Regions from separate parts of the Homo sapiens genome. Here region 2 is linked to region 1. The links are chromatin loops, found by intact Hi-C in ENCODE. Cell type or tissue: endothelial cell of umbilical vein. All regions are shown on one strand. Each heading gives the region's core, and the rest is flanking DNA. Links, peaks and the distances in the headings are about the cores only. Region 1 has its middle 160 kb from the start of PINCR. Region 2 overlaps CASK (calcium/calmodulin dependent serine protein kinase).

The links. Peaks named below come from ENCODE experiments on the same cell type or tissue, not always from the same donor. Only the 100,000 strongest peaks of a DNase experiment are listed, where the experiment ranks them.
Region 2: it touches region 1 in a loop (23-fold over the local background); 8 of 110 quality-filtered maps call a loop at or near these places.

The regions. Positions count from the first base shown.
Region 1 is chrX:43,328,648-43,338,667 of GRCh38, forward strand. No RefSeq gene overlaps it. Among named protein-coding and RNA genes, the nearest start is that of PINCR, 160 kb to the left of the region's middle. In endothelial cell of umbilical vein, for the core only: no CTCF peak of the experiment used is centred there; no DNase peak of the experiment used is centred there.
Region 2 is chrX:41,776,090-41,786,109 of GRCh38, forward strand. All of the region lies in intron 3 of CASK (calcium/calmodulin dependent serine protein kinase), which reads right to left. Among named protein-coding and RNA genes, the nearest start is that of GPR82, 57 kb to the left of the region's middle. In endothelial cell of umbilical vein, for the core only: a CTCF peak has its summit at 5,574 (motif pointing right); DNase peaks (open chromatin) are centred at 3,242 and 5,602; H3K27ac peaks cover 714 bases.

The sequences.
Region 1 (10,020 bases), core at 687-8,686:
TTCTACGTGCTTTTGCGTCACTGCATTTCGTGCCACAGATGCATGTATAAAAGTCAAGCCCTGTCTTTTTCTAGGGTTCAGCCTTTTGGATGTGAATCCGCTGAGCAGGTGCCCCTAAATAAAATCCTTCTGTTCCACCCTATTGGTCTCTCCGGTCTCCTGATTCCCACAATATGAGAAACCCAGAATATGTCTTTTGGTTAACATGTGTGTGCATTTCTGATGGGCATAAAACTAGGAGTTTAATTTATAATTTATAGGGTATACATATGTTTAGATTTACTAGGCATAGCCAAACAATATTCCAAAGTAGTTGTACCAATTTATAGTTCCACCATTTTATATTTTAAAAAAAATATGTGTCTTACTTATATATATACTTTAAATACCCTCCTCACCCCTTCAACTTTTTTTTTTTAAACAAAGCATGATATTTGATTTTGTTCTTTAACCAGTGGATCAAAAAATTGTCACAAAATGCCAGATGGAAATTTTCTGTATGTGTATATAATTCTTTTCTGCTGCTTCAGAAAATGTGAGAGTCTTCTCTTTAGATCATAAAGCGACATATGACAGCACCTCTCATGCAATAGGTGCTCAGAAGTTTGTAGAATCAATGAAGTCAAAAGAGAAGAATTAGAAAGATTCATCATTTTATGATTCAACTGTTAAAGTTTATTTAAATATCCAAATGGATCCAATAAAAGAACAAACATAGAAAGAAATAATTCAATTTCCTTTATTTGTATGTTTTCAATGACCAATCATTTGTGGGGAAGAAGGTTTTGATGCTGGCACAGATTTTTTAATGCAGTCAGGGAGGAAAAAACTACAGACTAAAGATGATGTATTTGATGTTGGTATCATTATTGGCAAGAAATAATACTGTTGCAAATAGTTTTTTTAAAGATGATCAGTGGGTGAATATGAGTCTCTTCAGGACATAATCTGTGCCATATTCAGTTTTTATCTCCTATGGTGTTTGGCGTAAGTAATGAATACAATGTGATTATTTATGAAATAAATAGTTTTTAAAAACCCAAAATAAAATAAACAAGCAGAAAATTATCTGCAGTTTATTACATCTAATTCGATTTTATTTAAACCACCCAAAGTGATGGTCAGCAAACAAATAAGAGCTTTAGAGAAAAAAATAAAACAGGAGATTAGGAGAAAAGAGATGGTTATATGATAAGAAAACTTATTTGTGGGCTGTGCTTCAGGTAATATTTAACTTTTAACCTTTCTAACCCTATCATTCCCCAAATAGTTTCCTGGCATCAATGATTAAACTAAAAGGAGTATTTTTATTTTTAATCATTTATTCTATGGGAAATTATAAACTTTTATACATCTAAGCACAGCATCTTATTTTAAAATTTTTTTCAAGAAGTTTTATTTTATTCTTCTTATTGTTCTTAAAGTCTAGGTTAAGTTCACCTAAATTAATGCCTTTTAAAATAGTTTAATAAATAGGGCATTTTATAAAATTCTAATCTCAGAGGATAGATCCAGGCTCCATATTTTCTGGTTATAACCAACATCCAGTGCCCTTTAAAGAAGGGACTATATGTTGCCCTAATGTTTTCAACTCAATCTTTCAGGTAATCTAATAGCTGTACAACATTTAGACAATCCTCATAGGATGTGACAACAAGCAAAAACAAAGATGAAGTGCTAAGATTTGGAATCATTCCAGAAATGGAATGATTATCTGAGGACTTTCTCTATGTTATTTTCTACTTGGCTGTCAAGAAGATATGGGTGTTGTGGGGCAAGGGGCAGGGTGTTTGGTGGTGTTTTTTTTTTCTCTCTCTCTCTCTCCTAAATTCAGAATGTATCTAAGATTTTCTGGATATCAGAGATGCTGATGAGTCATGAAACCTTCAGGATTCTGAGATGCAATTTAATGAAGGGATTCCAAATTCCAAATTATGCAAGAACTCACTGACTAATCAGTAGATTGACAAGATTATTTGATTTTTTTTCACCCTCCTCGTTTTGAAACTGAGGGCTAACCTGATTAAGCCTGCCAAACTTAAGCAGCCTTGGCTGCTTTTAATCACTTACTTCTAGTTGATCTTAGAACTCCCACTAGCAAATCACATAGCCAAACAATACATATCTAATATTGGACTAACTTCCTTGTTGATAACATTTCTGACTGTGGATCATTACAGTAATGGTTGCTTAAAGTTGTTTTTTAGAAACTTAGGGACAGCTCCTGTCCAGTTCAAACTAGTTGAGATCACCAACCCTTCAACCAGGCTTGTGCAAATGCTCAAGAGGTAACCTTTTGACATCACATGACCAAAAACTCCTTTTTCAGATCATGCTAATGCCATTATCTGAACATGTGTCCAGTGAATAGCCATGTAGCTTGATTACACTTGCACAGAAACCCTAATTACCTCACCTTTCTTACTTGCCAATCACCTTTTCCCACACTTTAGACCACCTGTACTATTTTGGGGAAACCATATTTGAGAACTGGTCTCCTACCTCCTCGCTTGGCTGCCTCATGAATAACCCCTTTCTCTTTTGCAAAACCCATTGTTACAGTGATTGGCTTACTGTGTGTGAGCAGAAAGAGCCTGGTTAGGTATCAGTTTCTAACCTACAAATGTTTCCCTATTCATTATAGCTCCAGAGGGTATGAATGAAAAAAGAAGGAAAATATAACTCTAATAAATCTTTACTTAGGTAGAATTATCATAATTAGATTAAGATGGTTAAGTTTAAGAAACGTGAGAAGAAAACCACTGTTGACTTTAGTAATAATTATCCATGTAATTTTCTATGGGTTTTAAATATTCTTAGCATAATAAGGTAACAAAAAAATATGAAACAGTGCCTCAGACTTGTGAAAATGTTGAAAGTTTAACTCTTCTGTGATTATGTTATTAGAGCCTTGAGGCAAGAAAACAGACTGGTGGATAGGGTTTGGGTTTGTGCTTTTAGAAATGTAGTCTTGCTCTGTCATCCAGGCTGGAGTGCAGAGGCATGATCATAGTTCACTGCAGCCTCCAGCTCCTGGTCTCAAGTGATCCTCCCTCCAAAGCCTCTGGAGTAGCTGGGACTACAGGTATGTACCCCACACCCAGCTAATTTTTAAAATTTTTTGTAAAGACGGGGTCTCACTATGTTGCCCAAGATGGTCTCAATCTCTTGGCCTGTCCTCAAGCAGTCCTGCCACCTCAGCCTCCCAAAGTGCTGGGATTACAAGCATGACAAGCCCAGCCCAGGTTTGGAGTTTTACTGTGAAGAAATGGATGCTTCTATCCACAACTGTTTTTGGAAAGAAGAGAATTCAGCTGTGCAGAGAAAGAGTTATTTTTGTGGCTCAGCAGTGGAGATTCAGTGGTGTGGGCAAGAAGGAATTAAATTGCAAGCCAGAGATAGAATGAATTGGAAGTGTTAAGGAGGAAAATATAGAAAGGAAAATAAGTAGGAAACCTGACATGCATTATGCAGAACTTAGGGTTCCCAGGCATTCTGTCTCAGAAACCTTAATCCCAGCTTCCAATTTACCATGAGATCTTAAGAAAGTCACTGAATTTAACCTGCCTTCTTAAATATTTTAAACGTGACCTGAAGATTTCTCTGTACATGGTGAACTATAACCTAATTAAATGTTTAAATAGACTATAACTTGCTCTTCTACCAATCACTGAGTTTCAGCTAAAAGGTGGCCAACTGTTCAAGCCATGTTGAATTAAGGCAAATGCCAACTATAACCAATAAGCTGTTTCTGTGCCTCACTTTCTTTTCTTTCTTTTCTTTTTTTTTTTTTTTTTGGGATGGAGTTTCATTCTTGTCACCCAGGCTGGAGTACAATGGTGCGATCTCGGCTTACTACAACCTCCATCTCCCAGGTTCAAGTGATTCTTCTGCCTCAGCCTCCCAAGTAGCTGGGACTACAAGCACCTGCTACCACACCTGGCTAATTTTTATATTTTTAGTAGAGATGGGGTTTCACCATGTTGGCCAGGCTGGTCTGGAACTCCTGACCTCAGGTGACGCACCAACCTCAGCTTCCCAAAGTGCTGGGATTACAGGAGTGAGCCACCATGCCCCCGGCCCACATCACTTTTCTTTTTCTGTCCATAAATCCTCTTCGATGATGTGGCTGTCCTAGAGTCTCTCTGAATCTATTCTGGTTCAAGGGCCTCGTTAATTCCTGAATTGTTCTTTGCTCAATTAAACTCTGTTAAATTTAATTTGTCTAAAGTTTTTTGTTGTTGTTTTGTTTTGTAGACAGGGTCTCACTCGGTCACCTAGGCAGAAGTGCAGTGCCAGGATTATGGCTCACTGCTGCCTCAAACTCTTGGGTTCAAGTGATGCTCCTGCTTCAGCCTCCTGAATAGTTGGGACTACAGGTGTGTGCCACCATACCTGACTAATTTTTTTTTATTTTTTGTAGCACCCAGATTCTTGCCCAGTCTGGTCTTAAACTCCTGGCCTCACGTGATCCTCCCACCTTGGCCTCCCAAAGTGCTGGGATTTCAATTGTCAACCACTGCACCTAGAAGGTTTTTCTTTTAACACATGGCATCAGAAGTGAGACCCAAAGTGGAGCTTCCCGCATTCCCCAGGAGCATTAAGTGACCAAGCAATGTACCTACTGGGACCATTGTGTTCATTGCTCTCTCACATCAATTGGGGATCATGAGTAAGTTCTTGCTCAGATTCTGAAGCTCTATGGATTTGTGTTTTCAGCTATCTAAATTTGTTTGAGCAATTTTTTTTTAACCAAATTGGGTTCAGAAGTCATTGTATAAACTGGACTGGATCCAGGATCAGTCCTGGATTATTATATTAGATCTGATAATTAACTGGCTTGGATCCAGTTAGAGGCTTCAGATGTCTGAGTCAGATAGGAACTGGCAGTAAATGGCAATACTACAGCAGGTAAGAACTGTGACTTTAGGAAATTCGCAGAGATTTTTGTGTTCTGTTCCCTTTGTTTCTTTTTCATGCATGCTTAGGTAGGGAAACATCATTGGCTACATTGATCAAGTGGATCTGAGAGCCAAAGCCAAGATTCAATATAAAAACAGAATCCATAGTTTCTGAAGAACTGACTACTCCACCTTGTGGCAACACCTACCTATACATGTATATGTATTAGGTCCCAGAAACAGCAAACACAGAAATGGTGAAATCTGATTAAAAATAATTTAAAAGTACAGTGGATGTTACAAATGAAAAACACTGGACTTTTAGAAGTGTATTTTTAAAATGAGGGCTCCTGAAATAGGGTAACCCAGGGATGCCTGTTGATAGGATTAACCAGGGATGCCTGTTGATGTGCAAAAGCTTCTAAAAAGATTTCAGTATTTTAAAGGCCGGGTGTGGTGGCTCACACCTCCAATCCCAGCACTTTGGGAGGCCGAGGTGGGCAGATCACCTGAGGTCGGGAGTTCAAGACCAGCCTGACCAACATGGAGAAACCCTGTCTCTACTAAAAATACAAAATTAGCCAGGCGTGGTGGCACTCGCCTGTAATCCCTGCTACTAGAGAGGCTGAGGCAGGAGAATCTCTTGAACCCGGGAGGCGGAGGCTGTGGTGAGCCAAGATCGTGCCATTGCACTCCAGCTTGGGCAACAAGAATGAAACTCCATCTTGGGCTAGGTGCAGTGGCTCTTGCCTGTAATCCCAGCACTTTAGGAGATTGAGGCGGGCAGATTACCTGAGGTCAGGAGATCGAGACCAGCCTGGCCAACATGGTGAAACCCTGTCTCTACTAAAAATACAAAAATTAGCCGGGTGTGGTGGTGGGTGCCTGTAATCCCAGCTACTCAGGAGGCTGAGGCAAGAGAATCGCTTGAACTCAGGAGGGGGAGGTTGCAGTGAGCTGAGATTGTGCCATTGCACTCCAACCTGGGGGATAAGAGTGAGATTTTGTCTCAAAAAAAAAAAAAGATTTCAATATTTTTATTCCCTCTATGAGAAGACACTTTATAAAAGGCAAGTAAAAATTGTAAGTGACTAATTGATAAGAAAAATAATATGCTAAGTTTCTGGCTTAGTTACTAGCTAATCCTAAAGTCTAAAATAAAGCTATCCTGGATAAACTGTTTATAAAAGGCAGGCCCTCAGGTAAAGCAGGCTTACTTCTTTTTCAGAGTTATCCATGCTTAGTTAATGTATAGAGAATGGGTTCTTTGCCCTATTCTTTAATTGGCTCTACCCTGAACTCAGTAAATTTAGCTAAGAAATAGTAGCTAAAAGATTGCCTATTGAACTAAATTGGTTTCCAAGATATACCTTTCTGGCTTTTAGCTGGATATTTTGAAATATTTTCATAAAAGAAATTGGTATCTATTAAAAGATCACCATTTGAAGGGGGCCTGCCTGCCTCTGTACCCTGGGAAAGAGAGGGAGGACTAAATGACTAGAAACTCTTACCTTTGCTTTAAATTTACATAAAAAGACTTACTTTGTTTAAGGTACTTTCCTCAGGCCATCTTTATCTTAACTGGATCTTTACCTAAAACCTTTTTGTTTCTTTTTTTTTCTTTTTTTTTTTTTCTTTGGTTTGAGCAAATGATGGTACAATATTTAGGCCTGGAGACTCAGAGCTATGCTTTTGAGTTATAAATTTTCTACTTTGTTTCATGTAAGAGTCATCCCTTTAAAAATGCAAATTTAGTGTTGCTTAGCTAACAATTGCTTAGGTCAATGAAACAGGTAATTGGAAAATTGATCATTTGAATGAGAAAAAGAAAAACTATTTGGAAACTGGCAAATGAAAATTCTCTGTGAAAGCTATAAGATCTGCTTCTGTCTATTTGTATGTCTATATGTCTTTATGTATTGTGTGTATGTGATAATATTTGGCAAATAAAACTGGTTTTAAAATTATCAAAATAAAATAGAAATGGCTCTAAAATTTTCAGTGAAATATAATTCAGATATTTTTGCCTGTGTTTACTGGTCAGACAGGTTTGTGCCATCTCTACTACATGTTCTAAGGTCATAAAACTGCTGCTTCTGTAATATTTTTGATGCTTGATTTGTCTGTGAGTTTATGTTTTTGGTTTTGAGACTGGATTCTGGGGTCTGGACAGGTTGATGTGGTGAGACCTGGGGACATATCCTCAGTGCCTAGACCACCAGCTATAAGGCATAGTAAAGCCCAATCCTCATCCTCTCTGGCCTAACTTTGCCTCCTGGCCATGCTGAGAACAATCAGATCCTCCAGGCATCTTTTTCACAGCTCTGTGCTCTGTCCTGAGCTCTACACCTGGTATGTAAATTTAGGATGCAGATAGGCCCTGTCCTTTATAGCCATCCTTGGGTGCCATATAGGTACTTGGGACCCAGGATAACTGTGGGACACATTAAGAAGGGTACTTGTGTCATATTTTCAATTATTTTTCACTAATTTAAATTTTTAAAGTTATGTTATATAATATTAAATTAAGTAATAGTCACAAAGTTGTCTGAGTCATTTCTAGGTAAGTTAAAGTACTAAAACAATTATTAACCATAATTTTAAGTTTACATACTTTGGTATCTCATTTTTATATGGTATTAAAAAACTAAATATATTTAGATATCAAACAAAACAAATAAGGAAAATGGCTTTCTAAACATTTTTAAAGGGTTTTTTAAATCTACAAATACTGATATAAAACAGTTCAAAATTACTTGGTCTCTAGGTTTTCACTAAAAAATGGAATTACTTGGTGAAACCCCATCTCTACTAAAAATACAAAAATTAACCGGGCGTGGTGGCAGGCACCTGTAATCCCAGCTACTCGGGAGGCTGAGGCAGAGAAATGCTTGAACCCAGGAGGCGGAGGTTGCAGTGAGCCGAGATTGCGCCACTGCACTCCAGCCTGGGTGACAGAGTGAGACTCGTTCTCAAAAAAAAAAAAAAGAAAAAAAAGTAGAATTACTAAGAGTTACATTTGTAGTTAATATATGTAATTAAAACTACTAGATATAAGAGAAACAATTCTGTATACAGAGTGTAAAAAGAAAAACAAGATATATTTTTGGCAAGGAGGGTTGTAAAGGCATAAACATGTGTGCTTGATGTAAAAAGTATAGTTAAAAAGTTACTTTAGGCCAGGCACAGTGGCTCAATGCCTGTAATCCCAGAACTTTGGGAGGCCAAGACAGAAGGATCACTTGAGGTCAGGAGTTCAAGACCAGCTAATCCCAGCTACTCGGGAGGCTGAGGCAGAAGAATCACTTGAACGCAGGAGGCAGAGGTTTCAGTGAGCTGAGATCATGCCACTGCACTCCAGCCTGGGTGACAGAGCGATACTCTGTCTCTCACACACACAAAAAAGTTACTTAAACTTGTTTTAAATTTAAAAAATACAGATAAAACCAAATGAGATAGAAAGTTGAGAAAAAAGAAAATAGAAAAAATTTTGTAAGATTATAAAGGTTTGTGAAGATCTTATGTGATCAAAAGCTGACTGACATTAGATTTATTTATAAGGTTTTATTAAAATAGCTTTAAGATTAGTATTTATAATACACTAATACGAAAGTAATATTTGCTTTTGTCTTTCAAGCAAGAACTTTGTGTAGTATTAATAAGAGGCAGTAAAATATTTTTGTTCACCTTTTGAGTAAACTGCAAAAAAGGAGGGAAAAGGAGAGATAAATTCTGTCTCATGCTGTCTTTATTAGGTCTTTTGATTGTTTAGAAAACTGAGTTTCCTCTCTATCACAAAATAAACATTTTTGCTTTTTACAGCCTTTTAATTAGCACTCTGGATAAATTAATGACTATTATTTTACAGTGACCTGTGATTTTATTTTTATTAAGTGTTTTAAACCTTTGAGTTACTTGACAGGCTTCCCAAAATTGAACTTAAATTTTAAAATTAAGTCTTTTGACCTTAAACTAAATTTGAGGTGTTACAGAGGGCCCCTTCAGCATCCAAAGGAGAGATAGTAAACAGGCTTATTTGACATGCCAAGTTATATGGGAAGCATTATCAAATACAAAATGATATTTAACCCTTTTTGAGTTATATTTTCATGAATTTGTTATTAATATATGTTCCAAAATTGTATGAAATTTCTAAAATTCTGATATGTCTTAGTATGTTGTCAGTTATAATCATGGTTATTATGTTAAGTTGTAGGCCACAAAAATAACCAAATTTCATTGGCACTTGTGCCTTTAAGATAATGTTAAGTAATTTCCACAGTTAATTGCTTAATTCTGATGCATTTTCTGAAAGCTCCCTACAAGTAAGAAAATTCCTAGAGTATTATGTCTTCAAGAAGGTTCATAGAGAGGATAAAAAAAGACAAGCAGTCTTGAATATAGGTTTCTCATAACTTTAGGATCATATTATTTGAACTGTGTAATAATTCCCAGAACTGTAATGAAGAGACTGACTTCTGTATAAAACTGCTAACTCGAGCAGTATAACAATTAATTGAATACCAATGAAATACTCTGCCAGATTCTTATGCTAAATCAACCAGTGCTGAAATTATTAAGATATGTAATTTGAATGAACTCCATGGTCCAAGTCAAATTACCTATGATAACCCATTAATAAACAGTGTTATGCAACCAAATTGGAGAAACAAAATTGGCATTTAAGAAGATATGTATATTGTTAATCATGGACTCATGGAAAGCCTGTACATCTGCCTGGTTTGTCCTGAGTCCTTAAAGCTTTCATTATTATAAGTTCAGCCCTCCATGACTCATCATGGAAGAGATAAAATAAGCCAAATATGAAATACGTGTGTGCACATGTGTTTTTGTGTGTGTGTGTGTGTATTTAATGGCTGTTCTAAATTGAAAAAATGGTATATGACAAGTGTTTGTTTTGTCAAACCCATAATCCTGGGAAGACAATAAAAACTTCAGGTATGTTTCTGCTACCTGATGGGCCATTTGAACACTTATAGAGGGATTTCACTCTAGTGTCATTTTAAATGCATGTTTTCTTTTTTTATCCTCTCTATGAACCTCCTTTAAGACATAATACTCTAGGATTTTCCTTGCTTATAAAGAACTTTCAGAAAAT
Region 2 (10,020 bases), core at 850-8,849, 1.6 Mb before region 1:
ATAAACCAGTAACAGAGTTATTTATTATCATTATCAAGTATTGTGTGCTGTATATAATTGTATGTGTTATACTTTTATATGACTGCTAGCACAGGCTTGTTTATAGCAGCATCACCACAAACGTGAGTGATGTGTTGAGCTATTATGTTATGACAGCTATGATACCACTAGTCGATAGGAATTTTTCAGCTCCATTATACTCTTATGAGAGCACCCATGTATATGCAGTCTGTTGTTGACTGAAATATCATTATAGGATGCATGACTGCATATGCAGAAAAAAGACATTTGATAAAATTCATGATCCATTCATGCTTAGCAAACTCTAAGATCAGAAATAAGCAGAGATAACTGCCATCACCACTGCCCTGAATGTTTTATCCATTGTAATAAAGGCAAGAAAAGATGTAAAAAAGTTGGAAAGGGCAAATCAAATCCTCCTTATACACAGATGATATGATTATGTATGGAGAAAATCCAAATGATTCTACAGATTAATTGTTGGAATTAATGAAGCCTGATGAATAGGAACACAAAGTTAGTACAAGGAAAGGGAAAGAGAAGGGAGAATGAGAGAAACTGACTTACCCTAAAAACAAAATACCTAAGAATAAATCTGACAATACATAAATCTAATACAGATGTACACAACCTCTACAGAGGAACATATAAAACTTTATTGCAAGAAATCAAAGAGCTAAATAAATGGGAAGATAGACACTATGTTCACGAATTGGATGATTCAACACTGTAAACATGTCAATTATTCTCAAATTGCTATCAAGATTTGATATAGTAATTCAAGACAAAAATCTCAATAGTTTTTTTGTTTTGGTGGAAATTGACAACCTCATTCTAAAATGTATATGAGAAATGCAGACAAGTACATCCCTTAAAACATGGCTGAAGAACAACGTGGAAGGATCTGCTCTACAAAATAGTGAAATCTGGGAATCACCCAAATACTCATTAGCATTAAAATGAATAAATAGTGCGAGTTTGTTCACTGCAATACTACATAGCAATAAAATAAAGGAACAGCTGCACAAAGCAACCAGATGAATCTCAGAGACCAAAAATAGAGTATATACTGTAGGATTCCATTCAAATAAAGATTTTAGGCCAGGCGTGGTGGCTCATGCCCGTAATCCCAGCACTTTAGGAGGCAGAGGCAGGCGGATCACTTGAGGTCAGGAGTTTGAGACCAGCCTAGCCAACATGGTGAAACCCTGTCTCTACTAAAAATACAAAAATCAGCCGGGCGTGGTGGTGCATGCCTGTAGTCCCAGCTACTCGGGAGGCTGAGGCACGAGAATTGCTTGAATCCAGGGGGCGGAGGTTGCAGTGAGCTGATACAGCATTGCACTCCAGCCTGGGCGACAGAGCGAGACATCGTCTCAAAAAAAAAAAAAAAAAATAGATTTTAGCAGACGACAGTGAACTTTATTATTTGAGAATTCTGAGAATTCCTATTTTGATGCTAGGGATATAAAAAGCACAGAAGTGAAGTCCAGATTAGTTATTTCTGAGAGAAGAAGGGGATTATCATGAGAAAGGGGAATTCAGGGGCTGTTGAGGTACTGGCAGTTTTAAAATTTCTTGACTTGGGTTATAGTTACATGGTTGTTCACTTCTACAATAATTCTTTAAGTTGTATATTTATGTGAATGTATTTTTCAAAATGTGAGGCATTGTACTGAGAAAAAGGTTAAATCTAAGTATGATGTATGTATTTGTATGTATTCATATACTCTTTTACCCAGTTATTCTACTTTCAGAAATGTATTCTGAGGAAACAAAGCAATCAAGGGGCGTGAACAAGTAATTATGTACAAGATATTAATTATAAATTATTTCTAATAGGGAAAAACAATGTTAATGTTGAACTATAGGGAATTTATTAAACATGGCACATGCACACATTTAGATGTCTTAATGAAGTCATTAAAATATTGTATCCAAAAAATATTTAATGGTATAGCAAAATGCTTCCAATAGAAGGAAATGGTCCAAAATGTTTGTGAATGACATTTATTTCTGTTACAATTTTTATAACAAAATTAAGACATTATTTTTTGTCAAAATTTTCTGTAATTTCTAAATTTTTACAAGTTATGTATATGGCAAAGGTTGTACACTAAGAATTTTTTTTTTTTTCAAGACTGAGTCTCGCTCTTGTTGCCCAGGCTGGAGTGCAGTGGTGTGATCTCGGCTCACTGCAACCTCTGCCTCCCAGGTTCAAGTGATTCTCCTGCCTCAGCCTCCCGAGTAGCTAGGATTACAGGCGCCCGCCACCACGCCTGGCTAATTTTTGTATTTTTAGTAGTGATAGGGTTTCACCATGTTGGCCAGGTTAGTCTCAAACTTCTGACCTCAAGTGATCCGCCCGCCTTGGCCTCCCAAAGTGCTGGGATTACAGGTGTGAGCCACCGTGCCTGGCCAATAACTTTTATTTTTAAATGAACAAACTATACTTCTTTTAAATAACAGAAAATTAACTGAATTTTCTTCAGATTTTATATGTACACAAATTTATTCAAAATTATTTTAGTGGCTTGAAGATTAGTTGTCATAGACGAAAAGTTATCGGAGTGACAATTTCAAATGTATTTCTAAGACAGTAGCATCTGAATAGTTTATTTTCTCATATAGCATTCAAAGTTTAAAATCTGTTCTATACTGTAACATCCCAATCCAGGATTTGTTTTATACAAAAATCTGACCACCTAAATGTTTTTTAACAGATATAAAAATGATACTGTATTTACAGTTAAAAAGAAAAAAAAAAAAACCCCAAACTCCAAACCCTGTCATTATCTTTACAGTCAATTATATTTTGTTTGCAGATCCAGGAGTTTATATCAACTCTTTTAAAACCCTTCTTCTATTTATCTCTATTTTAGTTTGTGCAGAAGAGTTAATATAGCAGGCCTAAACTACTATCTCATAAAAGGCTTGAAAGGCCTACTAAGGTTGGCCCTTGAGAGGTTTATCTGGGAACTTGGATTTCAGGACGGTCCTCTACATTCCTGACTGAAAAGACTGACTCACTGTGTCTAAACTGTTTGTGCTAACAATGTGATTTAGGCTGAACACCTGCTTTCTTTCTGGGAGTCTGGAATTTGGTTAAGTGCCAAGTGGAAGATGCCTATGTGACCAGCCCCCAATAAAAACCCAGGGCAGAGTCTCTAATAAGCTTCCCTGGTTGGCACCATTTCACATGTGTTGTCACAACTCATTGCTGGGGAGACCCTTGAAAGCTTGTGCCTGGTTTCCCCTGGACTTCAGCTAATGTATCTTTTCCTTTTGCTGATTTCTCTTTATATCCTTTAGCTATAATAAATCATAGCTGTGAATATGACTATATGCTGAGTCCTTTGAGTTTTCTTAGTGAATCATCAAGCCTGGGGGTGGTCTTGGGGATCCCTGACACACAGTTTGCAAAACTAAAATCAACTAAACATTTTGATACTGTGAGTCAAAAGAGATGTTTACTTTGCTGAAAGAACAAATAGCAATTTATATCATCACACATAAAAAGAAAAAATCAAAATAGATTATATAAGACTAGCTATGAAAATATGAGCAAATCTTCAAATAGATTAAAATGCTACAGTACAGATATTTATTGCTTGGTATGAGACAAACATATTTTCCCTTAAGCAGCAAGTTTGCTGGTAAGTAGTAATCAGTTCCACTCTATCAGTATAAATAAATTTCACAAACACTCCCTTCCCCAGGCATAAATACTAGACCAAAAAAAAATAATAATAAAAAAAGAGCTTTCAGTTTATCGCCTTTGTGAGCTACAAAAACACAAACTGCTAATATTATTTTAAAATATACAAAAAAATTAAAGATATAAAAGGTAAAAATATTAAAGATAAAAAATTTAAAAGATACAAAAAAATTATTTTAAAAGATACACATCATGTCGGATGTGTTTTAAATCAATATTTAATTATTGTAAAAGTCTCCCCGTGGTATATGTAATCGCTCTGTAATAAGGTAATTAAAATTCCTTGGCCAGCCAATTTAGGATTTACAGCTTAACTCAAGTACCAGATACTACTAAAGACAAGCCCAAATGTGTCACTTAGAAATAAATATTTAACTTGTGGGGATAACCCAACTCAGCCTGTCTTCAAAACTGAACCTGTATTTAAAATATGTTTCAGCAAATTGCTACAGACAGGTTCAAATTTAAGTGTAATCCCAAAGTAATGGATGTGCAAATATATGCAGATGTCTACAAAACTACTGTGTGTGTTGGGACAATGATGATATAGCCTTTATGTTGTATTACCCCCATTTTAAAGGTCAATCATCTCTTGACCTGCCCGGTCAGAACTCACATCTGCAAAAGTGAATGTCTAGAGGTGGGACCTGGGTACCTGCTTGTTTAACAAGTTTTATACCGGATTTTCTAACCTAAAATTTGAAATTTACTAATCTAATCTTTTCCATATCTAAAATTCTGGTTTTGTGAGTCTCTGTTTTTAAGCATGCTTTAAACTTATAAACCATTTGTGATTAAGTAGATATCAACTATTATTATTATTATTATTTTATTTTTAGAGACAGAGTCTTGCTCTGTAACCCAGGCTGGAGTGCAGTGGTGCTATCTTGGCTCACTGCAACCTCTGCTTTCTGGGTTCAAGTGATTCTCCTGCCTCAGCCTCCCGAGTAGCTGGGATTACAGGTGTGTGCCACCACACCCGGCTAATTTTTGTATTTTTAGTAGAGACGGGGTTTTGCCATGTTGGCCAGGCTGGTCTCAAACTCCTGACCTCAAGTGATCCACCTACCTTAGCCTCCCAAACTGCTGGGATTACAGGTGTAAGCCACCAAGTCCGGCTTATTATTTTTGAGACAGGGTCTCACTTTGTTGCCCACACTGGAGTACAGTGGCATGATCTTGGTTCACTGCAATTTCTGCCTCTGTGGCTCAAGTAATTCTCCCACCTCAGCCTCCCAAGTAGCTGGGACTACAGGTGTGTGCCACCATGCTTGGCTAATTTTTAAAATTTTTTCGTAGAGATGAGGTCTCACTCTATTGCCCAGGCTGGTCTCAAACCCCTAGGTGATCCTCCTGCCTTGGCCTCCCAAACTGCTGGGATTATAGGCGTAAGCCACTGAGCCCAGCCATCAACTAGTTCTAAGGATTTTCTAACATGATAAACAACATTCTCGGGCCATATAATTTCATGACTTCAGTTTAGGAAGAAAAAAAGGAGTGTTGGTTATACATAGTCTGTGGCAAAGACAGATATGGACACCATATTAAGAAACTCACTCATGATCCAAATATGCTGTTTTGTCTAGCCTTTTCTCCACCAAAATGATAAATGCTGCTTCTAAGTAGCCAACAAACAACAAAACTAACTGACCTAATTTTATTTTATTTTTTTGCCTTTCATTGTCTACACTGTATGGGTGTCATGTTACAAAAACTGTAAAAAGGATCCAGATAACCCATAACCTGAGCAATGAGCCCCTAAATACCAGGGGTAATTACATCTGTTGCCAGAAACATGAGGGCAATTCTGGAGTAGCTTAGTCTACGTAGCAGCTATAGAAGCAATCTCTCACCTAGCCAGTAGGTGGAACTATACACAAGTGCATTGGCTTTGTTTTTTGCTCCACATGACTTTAAATCTTAGAGTAATCGATATTTTTGGTTTGTTTGAAACCCAGGAGATAAGGAGGATGCAAAAAACTGTGCAAGGCCAATTGTTGAGGTGAATTTACAAAACAATGATACAAAAGAACAATTTTCTATTTCTAGTTTGCTTCTGGCCCTTTTGAGAAATAACTAAGTTATTTTAACTGAATTTATAATCTACTTTCAGGTCCCTAGAGCTAATAAAACAATTCTAAATTCAGAAATCTGTCAGTTAAAATTCATGTTCAATCAGGGAAAACTGAGTATCAACTGATCATGACATGATATTAAGGAATTATTGTTGATTTTGTTAGGTATAATAATAATATGATCATTTAAAAAATCCTTATCTGTTAGAAATACAAACAAGAGTATTTATAGGTGAAATTATAGTGCTTTAGAAATCTCCAGGGGAGAAAAAGACATCAGGAGGAACAGAATAGGAATGGCAAAATGTTTTGATAACTATTGAAGCTTGGTGACCAGTATGCTGGGGTTTATTATACTATTCTCTCTTTTCATTTGAAATTTTCCACAATTACACTGTTAAAAAAGAAAACAAAACAAAAGAAAACATAAGGCCATGTTCTAGTGATTTGGGTTAACACTGGGATCAGGTCACTGGAAAATATCCAATTTAACCAGGTCTCATCTCGATATACAGCCAACCATGAATTATTTCCATCACAACATACAAAATTAGTTACATAAAATCCCACACAGACTACTTCAACAATGAGGGACTAAAACTATCCTGTTAAAGCCACTGGAAATAATACTTTATAGTTAAAAAGCACTTCACCACTTACAAAGGGAAGTCACATACAGTTTCTCATCTAGTTCTCATAATCTTAGGAAGATTCTGAAGGTAAGCAAACTGAGGCTCAGGGAACTTATAAAACTTGGCCAACCTCACATAATTAGTAAAAGTGACAGAGCTGGGATGTTAACCCAGGTTTTATGAAACCAAAGATCCTTTTTTCTCTACTACACTGTCACTAAGTCCCCTTTGATACAATTAGCATACATGGTGAAATTTAGGTGAATTTTTAAAATTTGCTTTCTGTGATCATTACTTTATATAGTATGTAAAACTTGCTTTTTAGGAGGCTGGGCGTGGTGGCTCACACCTGTAATTCCAGAACTTTGGGAGGCTGAGGAGGGTTGATCACTTGAGGCCAGGGGTGTGAGACCAGCCTGGCCAACATGATGAAACACCGTCTCTTCAAAAAATACAAAAATTAGCCAGGCGTGGTGGCATGCGCCTGTAGTCCCAGCTACATGGGAAGCTGAGGCAAAGAATCGCTTGAACCCAGGAGGTGGAGGCTGAAGTGAGCCAAGATGGCGCCACTGCACTCCAGCCTGGGCGACAGAGTGAGACTGTTAAAAACAAAAACAACAACAACAAAAAACAAACCCAACTTGTTCTTAGTTTTCTCAGAAAATAAACATACAGACAGAAATATATTTCTTGAATAAAGAATAAAATTAAACCAGATAAGTAATTTTAAAAGAATTATAATATCTTGGCCGGGCACAGTGGCTCATGCCTGTAATCCCAGCACTTTGGGAGGCCGAGGCAAGCAGATCACCTGAGGTCAGGAGTTCGAGACCAGCCTGGCCAACATGGTGAAACCCTGTCTCTACTAAAAATACAAAAATTAGCCAGGCGTGGTGACCTGTGCCTGGGAGGCTGAGGGAGGAGAATCGCTTGAACCTGGGAGACGGAGGTTGCAGTGAGCCAAGATCGCGCCGCTGCACGCCAGCCTGGACAACAGAGCAAGACTCTGTCTCAAAAAAAAAAAAAAAACAAAAGAATTACAATATCTTAAAATTAGAAGGGATGTTAGAGGCCATCTCTAGTCCAAAATTAAAACCTTATCTTCAGGCCCCTTGGAAGGATCCAGCTTCAACTTGAGTGCTTCTAGTGAGAAACTACATAGTCTGTGAGACAGGCTGCTTCATTCATGGAGTAAGTTTAATCATCAAAAAGGTCTTCTTTAGTTAGAGGTGACGTCTGCCACTTGTTGATTCTAGTTACAGCCTCTGATGCCACACTGAATAAGCATATAGTCTTATATATGACAATCTTTCAAATAACTGTGGACATTGATTATGTTCTATCTATGGGCTTCTGCTTTGGGGACTCTTCCAGCAGAATAATGAAACGAATACATTCGTGGATAACCAAAGCCTCCCAGTCTTTTCAACAGCTCTTCTAGGCCAGTGGTCTTCAACCTAGGATTTGGGTATCTCTGGGAATACCCAAAGTCCTTCCAGGAGACACATGAACTAGGATATTTTTAAGGCAATCAATTTCCATATCTTCATTTTCCATAATTTTGTCTGTTTGTAAACAAGTCTGTGGTCTGCGGTTTTTCTTTTACATCTCCACAACTACAATCACCCATCTCCACATCTCCAGTTACCCATCCAAAAGGCAAACTACTCCTCCAACCCAAAAAGCCTAACTTCAAAGAGATGGCTGGGAAATGCACAGCCCCTGAGGGAGGGAGAGACCTTTGAAAGCAAAACAAAGAGAGTTTGAGAAAAAAAGGGAGGTTCCACCTTACTTTATCCAGGCAATATATTCATGGTAAGCTGTTTAAGAATTCAAAATCAATACTAAGATGAGTGTCACAGGGATGTCCATTTAACACTTTAATTTTGTTTGAAAAATGAAGTCAGATTTTTTTTTTCCCTGACAGAAAATGAGTCTGATTTGGCTGAGTGATTTGACAATAAGGACTAGCATTGCCATGTAGGTCACATAGCAGACATTTTCCATACAGTGAATGAGATAAACAGGCAATTCTACAGTTGTGTAGAAAATATATTTAAGGCTGGGCGTGGTGGCTCATGCCTGTAATCCCAGCACTTTGGGAGGCCGAGGCGGGCAGATCACAAGGTCAGGAGTTCGAGACCAGCCTGGCCAACTTGGTGAAACCTATCTCTACTAAATAATACAAAAATTAGCCGGGCATGGTGGCACGTGCCTGTAGTCCCAGCTATTCGGGAGGCTGAGGCAGGAGAATTGCTTGAACCCAGGGGGCGGAGGTTGCAGTGAGCCGAGATTGCGCCACTGCACTCCAGCCTGGGTGACAGAGTGAGACTCTGTTCAAAAAAACAAACAAACAAAACATATTTAAAAGAATATTCAAGATACTGAGAATTATATTCTCACAATAAAAGTTTTTATATATCAACCTAAAAAATATGTGAAGGGGTACATACGTTTTTCAAAATTCTTTTTTTTTTTTTTTTTTTTTTGAGGCAGGGTCTTGTTCTGTTGCCCAGGCTAGAGTACAGTGGTGCAATCATGGCTCACTAAAGCCTTGACTTCCCAGGCTCAGGTGATTCTCCAACCTCAGCCTCCCAAGTAACTGGGACTACAGGCGTGTGCCACCATGCCCACCTAGTTTTTGTATTTTTTGTAGAGACAGGGTTTCGCCATGTTGCCCACGCTGGTCTTGAACTCCTGAGCTCAAGCAATCCGCCTGCCTTGGCCTCCCAAGGTGCTGGGATTATTGGCATGAGCCACCACGCCTGGCCTCAAAATTCTTTTAGCAGGTTTGCCAGAAAAGATTTTGAAGGCTGTGTCTCTATGACACAATTTTCAGGCTCCTTTCCATTCTGGTTATCCTATTCTGCAGACATTCCAGTGTCCTGCTTACTATGAATGGTCCAGGGTGAACGGGAGGAGTATGACTTTGTTCTGAATACTATATACTCCTAATTAATGTAGCATAACCTTCCATTCAGCGCTTTTTAAGCTGTTGCAAACAACAACTAAAATGTTTACATCTTTTTTCACATAATCACAACTAAATTCACACTGATCTTGCACTTACTCATATTTGAATGAAGGAGTTAACATTAACTGGTCTTAAATTTCACCTTCTTTGTTTCAGCTCCTTTGCTACAAACTTGTAAAAATATTTTTGAATTTTGATGTAGACAGCCAATATGTTAGCTAGCCCTTTGTAGGGGGCAACTTGTGAAATGCCTCCCAGTGATCCTCACCTCCTGATATTCAGGCCCTGGTATAATCCCATCCCCCTTGTGTATAGGCTGGATCTAGTGACTCATTTCTAACTGCAGAAGTGATGGTGTGTAATTTTGGAGATTAGGTTACGAGACTGTGACTTCTGTCTTGCTCATACTCTCACTTGTCCTCTTGCTTGCTCTGATGAAGCCAGCTGCCATGCTGGAAGCTGCTCTATGGAGAGGCCCAACGGACAAGGAACCAAGGGAGGCTTGGGCCAACAGCTCTTAAGGAATTGTGGCTCTCAGTCCAGTAGCCTGTGAGGAAGGTAAGACTGCCAACAATCATGTGAGTGAGCTTGGAAGCAGAT